Regions from separate parts of the Homo sapiens genome. Here region 2 is linked to region 1. Evidence: chromatin loops called from intact Hi-C (ENCODE). Cell type or tissue: tibial artery. All regions are shown on one strand. Links, peaks and the distances in the headings refer to the core of each region. The heading gives the core; the rest is flanking DNA. Region 1 overlaps QRFPR (pyroglutamylated RFamide peptide receptor). Region 2 holds the start of LOC105377402 (a long non-coding RNA gene).

Evidence for each region. A loop is a pair of places that touch in the nucleus more often than their neighbours do. Peaks named below come from ENCODE experiments on the same cell type or tissue, not always from the same donor. Only the 100,000 strongest peaks of a DNase experiment are listed, where the experiment ranks them.
Region 2: a loop joins it to region 1, with 10 times the contacts of the local background. A loop is called at or near these places in 64 of 110 quality-filtered maps.

What each region holds. Positions count from the first base shown.
Region 1 is chr4:121,365,935-121,375,017 of GRCh38, reverse strand. The region is part of intron 1 of QRFPR (pyroglutamylated RFamide peptide receptor); the gene reads left to right. It also overlaps the pseudogene KIAA1191P1. Among named protein-coding and RNA genes, the nearest start is that of QRFPR, 11 kb to the left of the region's middle. In tibial artery, for the core only: a CTCF peak has its summit at 4,082 (motif pointing left); DNase peaks (open chromatin) are centred at 6,407 and 8,007.
Region 2 is chr4:121,648,638-121,657,720 of GRCh38, reverse strand. LOC105377402 (a long non-coding RNA gene) reads left to right here and starts at 7,070. Exons shown (of 3, transcript XR_939167.3): 1 at 7,070-7,083; 2 at 8,085-8,130. In tibial artery, for the core only: a CTCF peak has its summit at 1,348 (motif pointing right); no DNase peak of the experiment used is centred there; H3K4me3 peaks cover 530 bases; H3K27ac peaks cover 1,791 bases.

The sequences.
Region 1 (9,083 bases), core at 397-8,396:
CACTTTCATCCTGCTGTGGATTCCGGCACAGCCAGAGGGAGGATGGTCTCCTCAGGTGCACACACAGCTCTGCAGCACTCCCCCAAATCCTGCCGTGGGCAGTGAAAAGAATTTTCTAGCAGTGGCTGGCAAATTGACTAAAAGCAATTCCAAAAAAAAGGAGTTTGAAATATATTCTAAGTAATGGCAGCATCGTTGGGGGAAGTACACATTCATGCACTTTTACTATCTTTGAAGAGTATTAGGGTAAGAAAACACAGAAAATTAATTTTCTCAGCAGCTGATATGAGAATTCCTCTTAGAGTGGTAATGCTCAATCTTGGCAACATGTAGTAAATCATCTGGGAGTTTTTTAAAACACAGATGCCTGGTTCCTACCCCTGGAGATTCTGATTTAATTGGTCTGATTATAATTGGTATGGAGTTTTCAAAAGTTCCCAAAGTTAGAAAAGTTATAATTTGCAGCCAAAGTTGAAAGCCACTGATGTAGTGTAAATGCTGACAGCACCAGGAGTTCCCCAAGTTAGAAAAGTTATAATTTGCAGCCAAGATTTAAAATCATTGATGTAGTGTAAATGCTGACAGCTCCAGGACTCAGGCTGATATGAAGATTAAAAGAAATAATAGATGTAAACACTTTTTAAAAAAGTATAGTGCCTACCCCATGTACCAGCTCAATATAGCTATTATATATTTAAAAAATAGCAATGGCAGTCAGAATGCTTAGAAAATGCAAAAGTAGATTATATTAACTGGAGTCCAACAAGGAGCTCAGAGGCAATTCTTCCGTTTTCTGCAGCCTATTGCGTCTTTACTAAAGCCCTTAACGTTTTTAGAGTCTTTCAAGATGAATTTGGAAAGGATTCAAAAATGGTGAAAAGATTGGAATATAAGACATACAAAGAAATATAAGAAGAATTATTCTCTTGCCTGGAGAATAGAACTTTAGTTATAAATTAGCACACCTCACCACAAAGGTTTTTCAGTCTATTTTGCCCAGGGCCACAGCGGATGTGGGCGGGTAACAGAATGGTAGTAGGCGAAGCTCCAAGCTTCATTATAACAGCTCCTGTCTCTCTTTTTAAGAATTAGAATTTTGCATGACTTTATATGAAAAATGAAAGGATTTAACTGGAAGGAAAGGAGGGAGAGAAAGAAAGCACTCACTGTACACAACATGAAATGTTAGGGTGTGTTTTTAGAGATTGAGAGCTGATACATTGTGAAATGAATTAAAGGAGGTTGTTGAACTTCATTTAGTGAAAAGATCTTAATTTTGAGGGCCAATTCAGAACAGAGAGCTTAACCTGGAACTTCTTCGGTCCCATTTTATTATTCAATCAGTGACTAGAAAACATCAGTTACATGTGTTATATAATTTTTTTCTATGATATTTCAGAAATTTTAGAGTTCTTGGGGAAATTTACATATGGTAAGATTGGTGTAAAATCAACAGTATTGTGGGGCTTAAAAAGTCAACAGAAATGATAAAAGCTATTGATGAAGAATAGTCTTTTTAAAATAAGGAAGTATTAAAAAAGATGTAAATTAAACAGAGGTCCAACAGCAACAGTAGTTTGGAAATAAAGTCAGGAATTATGCTGTGGACAGCCTCTGGTTGATCTTTCCTAGAATCAATTACGTGCACACTTTGAGAAGAAAAGATGCTGTAGGTCACTAAATTTTTTTGGTAGGTGAGAGAGTGGCAGTAACAGCAACAGCATTTATGTAAAAGATTCTCTCTACTTAGGACAAGAACAGTTTACATTTAAAATAATGACAAGGATTTAGCAGTAAGAAAGTTTTAAATATTTCACTGTGCACTTAGGAGGCATAAAATGAATTCCCTTTTAGTTTGCTTTTCTAAAACATAACTATTCTTTGATAAGTTGTTGATTTATTAGGATTCTTGTTTGTGGGAAGAGAAGCCCAACTTAAATTACCTTAAGAAAAAAAAGGGAATATTCTACCTCTGCAACTGAAAAGGTCAGAGTTAGGGCTGGTTTTAGGCATAACTGGATTAAGGTCTTCAACAGTGATCATCCTCCCCCTCGGCGGCCAGCTCCACTTCCCTCTGTGTTGTGGTTTCATTCTAGAGCTGTCTTTTGCCCAAGTGTGAAAGATGACCCCAGGAGCTATAAGCTTACATTTTCTTTAAAACTCCCTGTCTCAAACCAAGTGTCCATCGATGGACAAATGGATATACAAAATATGCTGTGTATACACACAGTGGAATATCACTCAGGCATGAAAGGGAATGAAGTTCTGATACTTACTACAACATGGATGAACTTTGAAAGCATTATGCTCAGTTAAATAAGCCAGACACAAGAGGACAAATGTTGTGTGATTCTACTTACATGAACTATTTAGAATAAGCAAAGTCATAGAGACAGAAAAGGTACTAATGTTACCAGGGGCTATGGGGAGGGCAGAGTGGGGAGTTATTGCTTAATGCTTAGATTTCTGTTTGGGGTTATGAAAAAGTTTTTGAAACAGATAGTGGTGTTCATTGCACGACACTGTGAATGTGATTAATGCCACTGAATCATACACTTAAAAATGGCTAAAATCATAAATTTTATGTTAGATATATTCTACCACAATAAAAAATTCTAGAACAAAAAATAAAACTTTTTATCTCAGGAAATGAGAGAGAATACTTCCCGGTAGTTGCAGAAAATTCTGGAAGGATTCTAGCCAGTTTGGCCTTGCTGTCTTACCCATAGAACTAATCACGCACCTCAGGGAGCGCCATCGTCACTCCTATTCAAACACCCAGAGATACCCCCTACAGCAGGAAGAAAAGCCTATTGAGGAGCCACTGTGAGGCAGTTTCTTATCCCTGTCTTGTGGGAGACTGACCTTCTCTTATCTATCTCCCGTTTGGTTTCCGTTGAGTGTAAGACTTCCCTCCTTTCTCCCCACCTTGCTCCCACTTAAGGTTCAGCTACAGTCTTTTGTGTAAGTCTGTACAATTTCTTGGCCGTGGTTTAAGGGTTGCTCCTCCCCAGCAGGGCAACCCATTGCCCATACTGTCAGTCATCTTGCTCTTCAAGGCTCAGTGTCTTCCTGTGTTGATCTTGCCTTTGGCATCTGTGCAAGTAATAAACTTCCTGAATCCATTGATGCTCATTGTCTCCTTACTAACTGAATCAATGGAAGTGTGACAAGCTAACAACTGTAGTAGTGACACTTGGGACCCTGTTAGCCACTAAGCCCCTTGGAAAGGCTTGACTGCTTAGCATGAAGTTCTTCCATAGGAAGGTACTCAGGGTAGATATGTTTAGCAGAGTTGGCCATTTATGTCTAGTGGAGTGAGTCAACTTACAGGGACTAAAGCTCCCCGATCATATGTCTTCCCATAAGGCCAAGCCCTGCACTAGGTTTCTCAGGACCAAGCTGAACCAGAGTTCTGAGTGGCTCTTCCTTGTCTGCCTTTCCTGGTCTGGGATGGAGTGCTGGGATCTCCCTCTGCTGCTCCCATCTCATTTATTGATATATACTCCCCAGTGGACCAACTTCCAGGCTGCCAATTCCTTCTAGTAGTGGACATATGCCTTCTCCCTCTGCTAAGGAATTATTGAAAGGTCAGTGAACGGGGTTCTAGAAGTTGATATTGGCAGTTCCCTCTCAGTCTGTGCCTTTAAGAAAAATTCAGCAGAAGCTATACTATTTGTTTCATTTTATGCCTTAAAACTAAAGATTCTTAAGGATGAATTCCGAAGTAATTAAGTAAGTGCTTATTGTTTTTATCTGTCTTTGCAAAACTAAATTAGTCCTACCTGTAGCTTGGTTTTGGAGAAACACATTTACTGTCATATCAGAGAGATTGTAGGCTATTCAGGGTAATAGAAATCTTAAAAGACAGCATGTTCCTACATCCTGGGAGAAATAGAAGGATAGAGAAACAGTTAGATGCTGTGAAAACAAACATGGATTGTGGAATCAAACAATATTGGGTTCTAATCCTGTTCCATCCTTTATTAGTGTTTGTATTAACTAGATTATAAGTTACATGGCCTGGCATTAAAGCTTCCCCTATTAGAAGACCAAGGAGAGAAGTTATAAAATAATGTTTGATGCTGCCCCCCAGTGGTTGATGTGGTGGCAGAAAATATGACAAAGATACAGGTTTTAGATCAAGCTTTATTTTCACAAAAATATTAATGCATATAATGCATATCTAGTTCTTCTTACTTCCCATTTGATTTCTCTATGAAGCATATAGTATTTACATATTTTCATTTATGCAATCTCATTTTAAAGTCCCCTTTAATACATGTATGAAAATATGTTAACGTTTTAAAAAAATTTCCTGTGGGATTGAGATGCATTTAAAATCTGTAAACGTCGGGTAGTGTTGCCTAGTGAGTCCTGGAGACCTTTGAAGTCACTGCCACTCTCACCATGGCTTGGGTCCAGATGCGCCACAGCCTCTTGGGGATGTAGGCCCTTGGAATCTTTTTAGTGCCGGACTCCCGGCCACAGGCAGTCCCGCGGCAGCAGGATAGCAGAACCTCTGGATGGACTCTTCCTGGGAAGTTTTGCTAATTTGCAGCAGCTGGACCATGTTCCTCATTAACATCCATCTGTCAGCTTAGTCGTCACATCATTTCACCGTGGTGGCAGGGATTCTATATAGAAAAAACACCTGGATCTCAGCCTTTCAATGGCTTCAAGACAACCAGAAGTGCCTGCTCTTGAGGCTAGTGGGCCTCTAGGCAAGATGTCCCTGCCCTTCAGGATATACCGCCGGGCACTCAGCTATGATGATACCCTCAAGGACCCTGCACCCATGACTCCTCCTCCATCAGACATGGGCAGCATCCCTTGGAAGCCAGTGATTTCAGAGCACAAGTATCAGCACCTCACCAAGGTGGAGGAAGGAGAGGCCAGTCTACCCTCCCCTGCCAGTCCCTGTCATCGGCCATTGACAGTGTGGACAAGCTCCCAGTGGTGAAGGCTAAAGCTACCCATGTCGTCATGAATTATGTGATCACAAAACAGACCCAGGAAAGCTTTCAGCATTTTGGGCAACAGGCAGGGCTGAGAGATCCTGGCTACACACCCACAAGGGTGTCACCACTCAGAAGACCAAGTACCTTAGAGTAGCAGAAGCACTCCACAAACTAAAGCTGCAGAGTGGAGAGATAACAAAAGAAGAGAGGCCACCTGCATCAGCCCTGTCCACCCCAAGCACCACTTCTCACTTTTCACCTAAGCAGAGACCCAGGGGCTGGTTCACTTCTGGTTCTTCCACAGCCTTACCTGGCCCAAATCCTAGCACCATGGACTCTGGAAGTGGGGATAAGGACAGAAACTTGTCAGATAAGTGGGGCCTCTTTGGACTGAGATCCCTTCAGAAGTATGATTCTGGAAGTTTTGCCACCCAGGCCTACCGAGGAGCCCAGAAGCCCTCTCCAATGGAACTGATCCGTGCCCAGGCCAACCGAATGGCTGAAGATCCAGCAGCCTTGAAGCCACCCAAGATGGACTTCCCAGTGACGGAAGGGAGGAAACAGCCACCACGGGCACATAATCTCAAACCCCGTGACTTGAATGTGCTCACACCCACTGGCTTCTAGAGCCCTTTCTTTCCAGGGATTCTGGTAAAGAAGGTTTCTTGCACTCCACTGCCCTTTTATCTTGGCTTTGACATAGGAAAGGTATATTTAAAAACTTAATCAGCTGGGCACAGTGGCTCACGCCTGTAATCCCAACACTTTGGGAGGCCAAGTTAGGTGGATCACCTGAGGTCAGGAGTTAAAGACCAGCCTGGCCAACACAATGAAACCCTGTCTCTACTAAAAATACAAAAATTAGCCGGGCATGGTGGTGGGTGCCTATAGTCCCAGCTACTTGGGAGGCTGAGGCAGGAGAATTGCCTGAACCCAAGAGGCAGAGGTTGCAGTGAGCCGAGATCACGCCATTACACTCCAGCCTGGGCGACAGAGTGAGACTCCGTCTCTAAATAAATAAATAAATAAAGTAAAAAACCTGTTAAATTGAGGCTAGAGCTGGAGATACAATTGGTTTTTGAGAAATATTGATACAAAGCTTGCCCCTGTTGTGTGGAAGAAGCCATTTTGTACTGCTTTAAAGTTAGACTAAATATTCTCAGCAGTGGTGTATGGGGACCTCATTACCTATTTTTTCATCATTTACCCTAGGTAAGAACTTCAATCACTGCTTACTAGGTAAAGAATGTTTGTGCTGTTCCAAAACCCAGGCTTCTTGATTCCTTACCACTATCCATGTGAGCATTGACAAATCATGGCGTAGAGGTGCTCACTGACTGGCTGAGACGACTCTGGCCCTGTTGATGGCTGGTGCTGTGCTCCAGCCTTATCAGTAAGGGGACCCAAGATTTGTTTGGGACCTGGGTATAGGTAAAACCAGACTTGGCAGGGACCCCTGTTTCTAGGCTGAACCTTGAGTCCCCCTGCTTTTTGGTAGACCTAATGGATCACTGTCCTGCAACCAGTTCTTCATGTGGGGCCTCTTAGGCCAGTGCCAGGGGAGGCATGCTTCTCTTTCTATGCCACAGAACAAACACTAGTCTAGCAGAGCCTTTCTTGCACTTTAAAGTGAGATTAATTTAGCTGCAATTTGGTTAAAAGCTTCCTAAGAGAGAAAATTCAGTCTACTGACTTGGTATAGGTAAATGGACTTAAACTTTTTTAAAGTAAAGGAGATGGTAGGTACAGTTAGATTATAGTCTTGAGGTTTATGTGGAGCCAGTGGTGTTACCTTATTTTGATTTCCTTGTTCAGGTCAGGGCCTGGAACGTCTGTGGGAGGAGGAGAATGAATTCAAAATTTTCTGTATGAAAGCATTTTTCACCAAAATGAGCCTCATCCCTTTATGCAATACATAACCTTACTGAGGGAGGGAAATAGGGAAACCACTTTTTTATTTCTCCTCACTGTGTACAAGTTCAGTTTTTGTCTTGAATACTGTCTCAAATACCCAATTTTTTGTTTTGGATAGTACCTTGTCTGTGTAAGAAGCTGGCCTTTCCATAGAGAGGCCCTGGAGTCTAAAATTATAAGAATTAATTTATTTGTGTCTTCTATTGTGATCTCTTGTTTTGACAATAAAAATCCTTACTACTTTCTCCAAAAAAAAAAAATCTGCAAATGTTGTAGGTTGGCAAAGATAATGTTTGACTGTGGTATTAATTTCTCTTTGCTTTGGTGTCCTAATATGTAAACTTAGGAAAACTTATTCCCACCTTACAGTGTTGCTGTGACAATGAATGACCCCAGGTGTCAAAAGGACCAGGCACCTAGAGGGTATCCAAAGAAAGGAAACTATAATTGTTGTTCACATATTCGAAGTTCTGCTACTTAAAGTGTTAGCTACATTTGTGTGTAGAATAATTTTAGAGACAATAAGGACATTAGAGAACTTTTTAAAAACTTGTTGCACTGTTAGTAATATCTCAAATATATTTGGTGTGTACTTTTACAAAGCAACTGTAAAAACCAGGTCCATTATAGTTTATTTATGATAAAATACAATGAAGTAGTTATTTCACATAAATACAATTTACATGAAAAGAATTACTTTTATGCTCAAACTATGAGGATTCAAACTAATCATTTGTACTCAGAAAACAGAAAAGGGTGCTGCTTTCATTTATTTCAGAAGCAATAATACATCTCTAGAGGAGGATAAAGTGGTGTTAAAAAAAATTTGTTGGGACTGAAGCTGATTTTGTAGTTCCTTTCAAGGCTCATGTGTCTTTCCAGGCCACCCAGACTGTGGGCACAATGTTGCAACACCAATGTTCCTAGGAAGCGGTCCCACTGTCCCCTGCCTCTGTCTCGTAATTTAAGACAACTTTTCTCAACCCCTGTGTGCCTGACTCCCTATCCCACCCCAGCGGAACCTCCCTTGATAATGGACATGTGCAGCCAGTTATCTTGTTGACATTCTTGCTGTTTAGTTCATAGCCTAAAGAGGTACATGACGGCACCTCAATTTGGACACCAGGGTGAGAGTGACCGTGAAACAATGATGTCAGGTGTATGAATATTGTCCTTTGACTTTCCTGTGATGCTGGTGCAGACTTGCTGAGATCTGGGCAATCCTGGGCACTAGAGCCTTGCTATGCACTGCAGAGAAGTGGAAATAATAATATGAAAATGGATACCAAAGTCTTAACATAGAGCTTACTATGTGCCAAATATAATATTATCCTCATTTTACAGATGAGAAAATGGAGGCTCAGAGAGGTGTTAGTGTATTAATTAGCTATTCTGCACAGCAAATCACAAAAAATTTAGGTGATTAAAGAATCATTCATGATTCTACAGGTCAGCAATTTCAGGTTGGCTCATCTGGATGGTTCTTCTGCTAGTCTCACTTTGTTCACTCTCAGTGCTACATCTATCTGGTGACCTCATAGGGGCTCATTGTTTTAACTGGTGACCTCAGCAAGGGCCAGGCCATCCCTGTCCCACATGGTTTCCTCTTTCGGTTGGATACCCAGAATTCTTTGTGTGGAGGCACCATATTCTGAAAGAGAGAGAGAGAATAGAAGCACCAGAATCTTTCAAGACCTAGGATTGAATGTCACACAAATGTTACTTCTGTGATAAAGCAAGTCACATCACTGGCCCAGATTCAAAGAATAGGGAAACAGATTCCTCCACTTGATGTGACAAGTGGCAAAATCATGTTTTAGAGAGCTCACAGAAAGTAATGGAATTTGTAGCCTTTAAAAAAAAATCTTAATTTTTTATAGTAAGTAAAATGCCCAAGCTCATATAGACTGGAAATACTGGTGCCAGGCTTTGACCCAACCAGTCTGCTTCAGTGTTGGGTTTTTAACCACACTGGTTATACTGACGGGGAAGAATTTCACTTTCTGCAGTGAATTATGCTTCACCACCTGCTTTGGCCCTGTTTGTGCAGGGGTGCCTTCAGCAGTTCCACCCCTCGAACTCAGGTACTAGTTTGAGACCTGGAAGACAAATTTTTGTAGTGAAAGTCTGCCATGATCTTTTCCTCATAGATCTTTGTGAAAATTGACTCTTGCACACTGACTATAAGTAACCCAGCCCGCAAGTCTA
Region 2 (9,083 bases), core at 691-8,690, 280 kb before region 1:
ATTTTCAGTAGAGACGGGGTTTCGTCATGTTGGCCAGGCTGGTCTCAAACTCCTAACTTCAGGTGATCCACTGGCCTTGGCCTCCCAAAGTGATGGGATTACAGGCATGAGCCACTGCGTCCAGCTGAGTCTGAATTCTTTCAAAGAGCATAATGCATTTGAGATACAACCTTCTTATAGTGTGTATCAGTAATTAGTTTGTCCTTGTTTTCTGAATAATATTCTGTTTTATGGATATAACACAGTACATTTATTCATTCATCAGGTGGTAGACATCAGTGTTGTTTCTAGTTCTGAGTGATCATGAATAAAATCACTATAAAGATTCATGTACAATATTTATGTGGATATATGCTATTTCTCTTGGATAAATAAGAATGGGATCGCTGGGTTATATGGTAAGTCTATGTGTAACTGTATAAAAACTGTTTCTCACAATAATGGAACCATTTTTCTTCCTACAGCAATGTGTGTGTGTGTGTGCATTTATACATATACATAAATTTTCATATATGAATATCAAATATATATACCTACCACAAACACAGTGGCTTAAAATATCACAAATGATTATCTTATAGTTCTGGAAGTCAGAAGTCCAAAATTAGTATCACTGGACTAAAGTAAAGGTGTGGGCAGGGCCGTGTCCCTTTCTGTGGGCTCTCAGGACCATCTATTTTCCTGCCTATTTCAGCTTCCAGAGGCTGCGCACATTCCTTAGCTGGTGGCCTTCCTTTATCTTCAAAGCCAGCAATTGCTTAACCCTGACATTTGCTTTCTATCACCACATCTCCTCTGATGGACTCTCCTTCCTCCCTATTTCTCTTTTGAGGACACTTGTGATTAAATTCAGCCCACTTGGGTAATCCAGAATAATTTTCCCACCTCAAGATCACATCTGCAAAATCCCTTTTGCCACGTAAGATAGCACATTCACAAGTTTTGGGAATTAAGACATGAACATCTTTGCGGGTGAGGAAGGTTTTTTCTGCTTAGCAAAGATGATTTCAAGAATCATGATTTTGTAGCATACATACCATTTTATTTTTGTTAGGGTAAAATTGATGCTCTTTCCAGCTTTCTACGTCTTAGGCGGAAGTACAACATCCAAATAATATGCCTTCAGTTAATTTAGCTGATATGAATGAGGCAAAACAGTTTATTACTTGATTTAGAACTTACACCTAATTTTAGTTATCAAAAACTTCTGTGGATATGTTTTTCCTTTCGTGTGTGTGTGTGTGTGTGTGTGTGTGTGTGTGCGTGTGTGCGTGCATGTGTGTGTGTGTGTGTGTGTGTATGTGTGTGTACATCCCAAGTCTGGGCAGTCTATTTTGTGCCCAGAGGGTGGTGCTGTTGACATAGGTTTACTTCCATCACCTTCAAACTACACTTCTATTTATACTGATTTTTTTTCTTTTTTCAGCATCACAGGGTATTCTTTTATTTTATTTTAAGTTCCGGGATACACGTGCTGGACATGCGGGTTTGTTACATAGGTAAATGTGTGCCATGGTGGTTTGCTGCACCTGTCAACCCATCACCTAGGTATTAAACCCAGCATGCATTAGCTCTTTTCCCTAATGCTCTCCCCTCATCCCCCGTCCTCCCTCAACAGGCCCCAGTGAGTGTTGTTCCCCTCCCTGTGTCCATGTGTTCTCATTGTTCAGCTCCCATTTATAAGTGAGAACATGCGGTGTTTGGTTTTCCATTCCCGTGTTATCACAGGATATTCTTATAAAATCTTCCTCACCCCAACACTTGGACAAAAAGTGAATCTAGATTTTAATCTTCTTCTTGGTTAGTCACTTGCTGCTTGGTGGTTTAGAATCACTTTAAATTTTCATTTTAGGACATTCAGTTTTGTTTTCAAAAGCACTGGTCTGTATTCCTTGGTCTGATTCCCATCCTCTCTCCTGCTCCCAGTCCTTCAATGGAGCATGGAACATGTCTCTCTTTCGTAAAGTTTTTAAATGTTTTCTAGGAATGTTGCACATTTCTCTCCATTGTTGTTACCTGGCAATAATGAGATATATAGCCACAGGCACACATAAGAAAAAAGATTCCCTTCTGCAGAATCTATTTGCCAGCTAGGTTTTGATATTTGAAATAAATAAATGTTTTAAAAATGTAAATTCACTTATTGCTATCATTATCTTCTCATGTGTGAATGACTCAAAGTACATTCATCATATTTCCCTCAGACAGATATGCCCTCCCAATTTTTCTATTTTTAGTAGTGGCTCTAAGAGCCTTCTGAATAAAAGGCTTCAGATTCAAATCTTTGGGAATATTTTTATATCATCTCTTTGTTTGTCTTTTGTGTTAAATTAATGATCAAGCCTGGATACTTCTTTCTTCATTCTGTCTTTTCCACCTACCCCTTCTTTCCATTTCTGCTGCTATCCTATTTTTGGAACCAATTACTGCATTTGGATTATACAAATGACTTATTTTTATTAAAGAGAAAATTTATTATTTTTATTGAAGTCATAAATACAAATGTTTAAAAAGTTAAATAGTGTGGAAGTCTTCCTGGGAAAAAGAAAAGTCCTTATTCTCTCAATTTTCCACTCCCATTCCATTTCCCATGGTGCGAAACTCTTTTAACATTTTTATCATTTTCCATTTTTATTTGTTCTAGGTAGTTCTATCCACACTTATAAATAATATGCATAAACTATGATTTCTTCATTCCTTCTTTTCAGGTTTTTCTATTGGATTCCTGCCATGATAGATGGTGGTTAAGCTCATCTACCCCATTCACCGTTCATTTTCTCTTCTACTGACTGTTCTCAGTTCCTCTTTTCAATACCTATGCAACTTTAAATAATATATTTGCATTTTAATTTCTTGTTCCAACAACTATAGAAAGGATCTCCCCATTTTGAAAGGTTAGAGCACTAGAGATGTCCTTCATCTCTTCTCTTTCCTTTTCATCTTCCAACACGTCACCTGTAATTTTGCTTTGAAATTGTTAGGGTTGATTCTATTTATATTCTCTGATCCCAATTAAGTCTTGTGTGCTCTGTCAGTATATTGATTCTGTAACTGGGAAGAAAAACGTTTAGGTAAATTGGCTAATATCTAACCCAGCTGTGCTCTCTGATTTCATTCCCCTTCTTGTATACTTGTCCCTCCCACCCTCATGACACCTGCCTTTATTGTTTCTTAAGTGTTTGTAATATTCAAGCATTATGGAATGTTGATGGCACCTTATACATTTTTTTCTTCCTGAAAATTTTTTCCTGGAGCCTCCATCCTTTGATTGCATTGATTTCTCTCTAGGCTTGTTGCACAGCCATCATCCTGGGGGCCTCTAAATGTCAGCATGTGAGGGTGGCTGTCTTAGTCCGTTTGGGTCATAAAGGAATACCTGAGGCTGCGTAATTGATAAGGAAGAGAGGTTTATTTAGCTCAAGATTCTGTGGATTGTACAGGAAGCATGGTGCTAGCATCTGTATTTGGGGAAGGCCTCAGACTGCTTCCACTCATGGCAGAAGTAGGTGGAAAGTTGGCTTGTGCAGAGGTCACGTGACGAAAGAACAGACAAGAGAGAGAGGAGGAGCTGCTAGGCTATTCAAACAACCAGCTCTCATGGGAACTAATAGAGCAAGAACTCACCATCCCCCTTTGGTTGGGGGCAAAATAGGAAGAGCTTTAAACTATAGAATGAGGAATTGAGGCTTTACACGGTTGACCATGGGAGCTACTGAAGGTTCCTGGGCAAGCGGAGGCATGACAAAAATGATATCTGGAAAGTAAACTGGCAAATGTTAGAGCAGTATTTTTCAGACTTTTTTTCATTATTGTCCCCCACCCCAGAACATTCATAGACATTTTTTCCCTAATTGCCACTCCTCATGAAATTTTAAGAGCACAGATAAACTGTATGTCTGTTTTTGGAGACAGCCTTTCTCTTCATCTGCAGCCTCTTTTCTGTGTATTTCTGGTTAGGGCTTCATAGTCACCACTTCTTCAGCTTTCCATTTCTCAAAAATTTGATGACATCTCTCTTGCACTAATGGCTTTCCTTCTGTTCTCTTACAAGTGAGTTTTTTACTCCCATTATTCTCATTTAATTGAGTCCATGGCTCAGACTTCCATCTTGAACTGAATGTTCTGAAATGACTTCTTAAGTGCCCATGCTGTTTACAGCTTCTTCTGCCATTCTGCCAACACCGCCTAGATTCCTCTGTGTGACCAGTATATCTCATTTCTTGAAGACTCAGCCTTACTTCTATTACTAGGCCAAGTCAGCCTGTCATAAAGAAGGTCATGGTTAACCACCTCTGTACCTCTGTACCTCCTTCACCAAGTATCACTAGTTGTCCTCCTGGGTTGTGGGCCAGGTCTGAGTGCTCATCTCTGGGTCCCAGATTAGTCTGCAAATCAGAGCTTCTCTTCTATGTCCTGGGCTCCTAGGACTTAATTTCTGCTTTGCTTCTGTTTCTAGCAGGTTTTTCTGTTGTCAACCTCTCCTCTTGCCAGTTGGCAATCTTGTGAATCTGCCACAGCTCCAAGATGACTATGGCTCTCAGGCCCCAGTCGCCAGCTCAGATTCCCAGTTAGTGGGTGCTGTCTGCCTTCTTGGGACCTCATAGTCTTCTCCTGGAAACCCAGGTGCAAACTGCTGCCTGCACCTACCCTGAGGTGGCTGCCTCTTTAGAACACTTCCTTGTCCCTTCTCCTGGTTGACTGCCCTGCTGTTAGCTCAGTCCACCTCCAAACTGTGCTCTGATCTAACTTATTTTCTTTCATTAGGCCCTGTCTTCTTTATCCCCTGTGCTGGTTTGGGCTTTTACGTGGAATACAAAAATACTTCCTACTCCCATCTGTTGATATATCACCCTCTGCTATGGTCTGAATGTTTGTGTCTCTCCAAATTTATGTTAAAATCCTAACCCCCAAAGTGGTGATATTAGGAAGTGAGACCTTGTGGGAGGTGGAGCCTCACGCATGAGATTAGTGCCCTTATTCACAGGCCCCAGGGAGCTTGTTTGTCCCTTCCACTATCTGAAGACATGGTTGGAAAGTACCATTTATGAACCAGGGAAGAGGCCCACACTAGCAACCATGTTTGCTGGCACTTTGATTTTGGACATCCCAGTCTCTAGCACTGTAAGAAATAAATTTCTGTTGTTTATAACCTACTTAGTCTATGGTATTCTGTTATAGCAACCCAAATGGACTAAGACATCCTCCAATTTTACACATTGTGCAATCTACACATTCTCAGTGGGGGCAATGTCACTCATAAGAGGGTGAAAACTGGTTATTGGGAGCTGAAAAAATCATACTCTTTTCATGTTTGTATATCAAAAGTACAGATATATACACACAGTCCATAAACAGACATACAGTTTATCTGTGCTATTAATATTTTACAGGGGATGGCAATTAGGGGAAAAATATCTATGAAGGTTCTGGGGTGGGGGGACAATAATAAAAACAAATCTTTTTTTTTTTTTTTTTTTGAGACAGAGTCTTATTCTGTTGCCCAGGCTGGAGTGCAGTGGCACAATCTCGGCACACTGAAACCTCTGCCTCCCAGGTTCAAGCCACTCTCCTGCCTCAGCCTCCTGAGTAGCTGGGATTAGAGGTGCTGGACAACTCGCCCAGCTAATTTTTGTATTTTTAGTAGATATGGGGTTTCACCATGTTGGTCAGGCTGGTCTTGAACTCCTGACCTTGTGATCCACCATCCTCAGCCTCCTAAAGTGCTGGGATTACAGGCAGGAGCCACCGTGCCCAGCCATGAAAACAAATCTTGACAATACTGCTATCATGTTTGTCCGTTTACTTTCCAGACACCACTTTCGTCATATCTTCACTAACCCAAACACCTTTGGTAGCTCCCATGGTCAACTGTCTAAAGTCCCAATTCCTCATTCTGCAAAGAATGTCCCTAACCATCTTTCTAGTCCTAGCTCTCACTTCTCTCCTGACATAGATCATCCACTCTAGTTAAGTTGCTATTCATACTCTTAACCACAGTTTCTGCTTTTCTACTTTGCTCTCACCGGTATGTTACCTGAATATCTTCCCCTCATCTTTTTCCCTACGAAAATCCATTCAGTTTTAATGTCCTGTCCAAACCTGAATATCATATTTAAAACTTGCCTAATCACTTCAGCCAAGAGATCTCTCATTTTTCTATATTTCAGTGGTATATCTTATCTGTATTCTGCAGTTGATGGAAATTTATTACTAAGTGCTTTTAACTATCCTATTCAGCTCTTTCCTCCAAGAGAATATAAGTCCTTGAAGAGCATTTCTGAGCCTTATGCTCCTCTCTGCCTAAAGCATCCTTTGTGCAGTTGACACTGATACTTTTTGGTAATTTTTTTAATTATTTCTAATTTTAATTAACATAAAGTTCAAGCATATGTATTGGAGAGAGAGGTAATAGGAGGAATTTTGTTGATGAGGTAAAGAAATAGATTCATGTAACTTTAAAAATATATTTCTTTATCTTTCTAACTAAGATAATGGGTACATTTATCATCAAGCAGAGCACAATGTTTTGCAGACATAAACCAAAAACTCCACAGAAGACTAAGGCCATGGTATTTTCATTTCTCCTTCTTTAAAACAAAAAACCTAAGCAAACAATGATTATAACAGCTAGAGCCACGTAGAATTTTAGAGTTCATAAGAACTTCAAGAAATTACAGATAATCACTGCTACTGAGGATCATCTCTTTTTGTGGAGAAGAGTAATCTCTGCTTAAGAGCTTAAAGTAATTTCAGTCTAATGGAGCAGCCTCCCCTGTGGGCCTCCTAAATACCTTGCCAGACTGGGCTGGACTGGATTACCTACATTAAGTGTAAACTTATGTCAGGAAGACAAAAGGGAAAAAAGGGGGAGAAAACGAAGAGATGTTGATTCAGCTTCAATAAACTTTCATATAAATTTATATCTAAAAATTTAGAACAAAATTATTTCCTTTTTTTTGAGACAGGGTCTTACTTTGTTACCCAGACTGGAGTGCAGGGGTCCAATCACGGCTCACCACAGCCTTGACCTCCCAGGCTCAAGTGATCCTCTTGCCTCAGCCTCCCGAGTAGCTTGGACTACAGGTGTGTACCATCACGCTCAGCTAATTTTTGTATTTTTTGTAGAGACGAGGTTGCCCAGGCTGGCCTCGAATTCCTAGGCTCAAGTGATCCCCCAGTCTTGACCTCCCAAAGTGCTAGGATCACAGGCATGAGCCACCACGGCTGGCCTGAATGAAATGGTTTTTCTTACTGTGTAGTTAAGCTTGTATCATTTCAAAATATTAAATTGTGTTTTTCAGTACATATTGGCTGGGAATGCCCACCAAAATCTTTTTAGTGTTTAGGGTGTTAAAGGTCTATATCTACCCTGGGGAAGTGCAGATCAGGGTTTTGGTTGGAGGATCCTGGATGGCGGGATGCATCTGAGTTAGGTGGGTCTTAGGGAAAGGGATGCTGGAATGGGAAACCCCAGGGTTCAGTAGGGGGATGTGGATGGGGTGTTCTGGCAATCATTATGCTAATATGGGTGCTATACAGAAATACCTAATATATCTCACTAGAGTACTGATAAAGAGTATGGCTCTCAAGCCAGACCAACTGAGTTAGAATCCCTTCTCTACCAATTACCAGCTCTATGACTGAGCAGTTTACTTGATTTCTCTGATGTTTTCCTCATGTATAAAATGAAGATAATATTGTTGCACTTCATTGAGAACTAACATGAGTTAATAATTGTGAAGGCACACCTGGACAGAGGAAATGCTCAAGCATGGACATTTTTATATCCCCAGCTTCCAGTGCTATGGCTGGCATGTAGAAAGCATGTGACAAACATTTGCTGAATAATAAATGTGGGACTGCCTGTGAGATGAATGAAGCAGACCATTCCTGAGTAGTTAATGAATGATGCTGAGAAGATCCTGATTCTAGTGGCTCTTTATTAAAATATAATCTTAAGTAAAATGACTAGTTTTATGTTATCAATGTGTATTGCTAGGTTCTGTTTTTATATATGTGAAAGCATCATTATTATTACTTTCTTGTTTTTTCTTTTGTTGTTGCTGCTGCTGAATCCTCACCAGGAAGGAATTAAGATCTCGTTTCCTCACTGAAATCCAGAAAGAAAAGGTTGGTGTTGTGTTCCCTTAGGTTTGAGCCGTGAGAAGCGTCTCTGGTTCATGAGTTTTGGGTGGTAGGAGTGGAAGTAGGATGAGGGGATTATGTAGTATTACCCCTGAGCAGGAAGGCAGGCTTTGAGTAGAGAAGGTGAGGTAGAGCCCTAAGGTTGAGATGGCAGGGAGAGTACAGAGGGGCCCTTTCTGTGGGATTGGTTTGTATTCCAGTCCCAGTTCCCATGAAGTACCCTGGAAGATGGCAAGGTCTTTGATGTGGTCACTGATTTGGGCAGTAGGGACTGAGGAATGGGAGTGTTCTGGAGCTGCTCCTTCAAGTGAATCATCTAAACTTGTATCTTTTCAGAGAGCAAAGATGAACTGGTTACCTTAGAAGCCCTTTATATATATATATAACGAGATTGTGTAAGCTCCACCAATTTCTTTTGTGATATCGAGGAAGGGGGGGTGACTCACAAAGCATGATAAAGTTTGGGGAAATATTTTATTAATATGAAAGATGAGGAATTTAGATTCTGACATGATGTGATTTTTAAAAAGAGATAATAGCATGAAATGTCTTCATCTTAGTGTTGTGGGGCAAATTTGAAGCATCTGTAGTGTACAGTTTAGCAGCTAATTAGCTGAAGCTAATTAAAAGGAAGATACCTAAAATTAATTTTTGATGATAGACATTGCTCTGTAAATTTGGAGCTTTAAGGTGTGTATTCACAGATTATTTTCTCTTTAGGAACAGGATTGCTAAATTTGTGTAGGTTATTATTGAGGCACAGGCAGCCTAAAACATGCCATAGTGATTTGAACAGTCCACTGTAGTGACTTGCTGTGTGGTTCACTTAAGAGGCAGCTCTACAACATTCCCCATCCCCTATTGCTTTCCATCAGCCACTGCGTCAAAGGCCTTGCCACATTCCAGGCACCTCATGGGACTTGGAAACGGGATGCAGG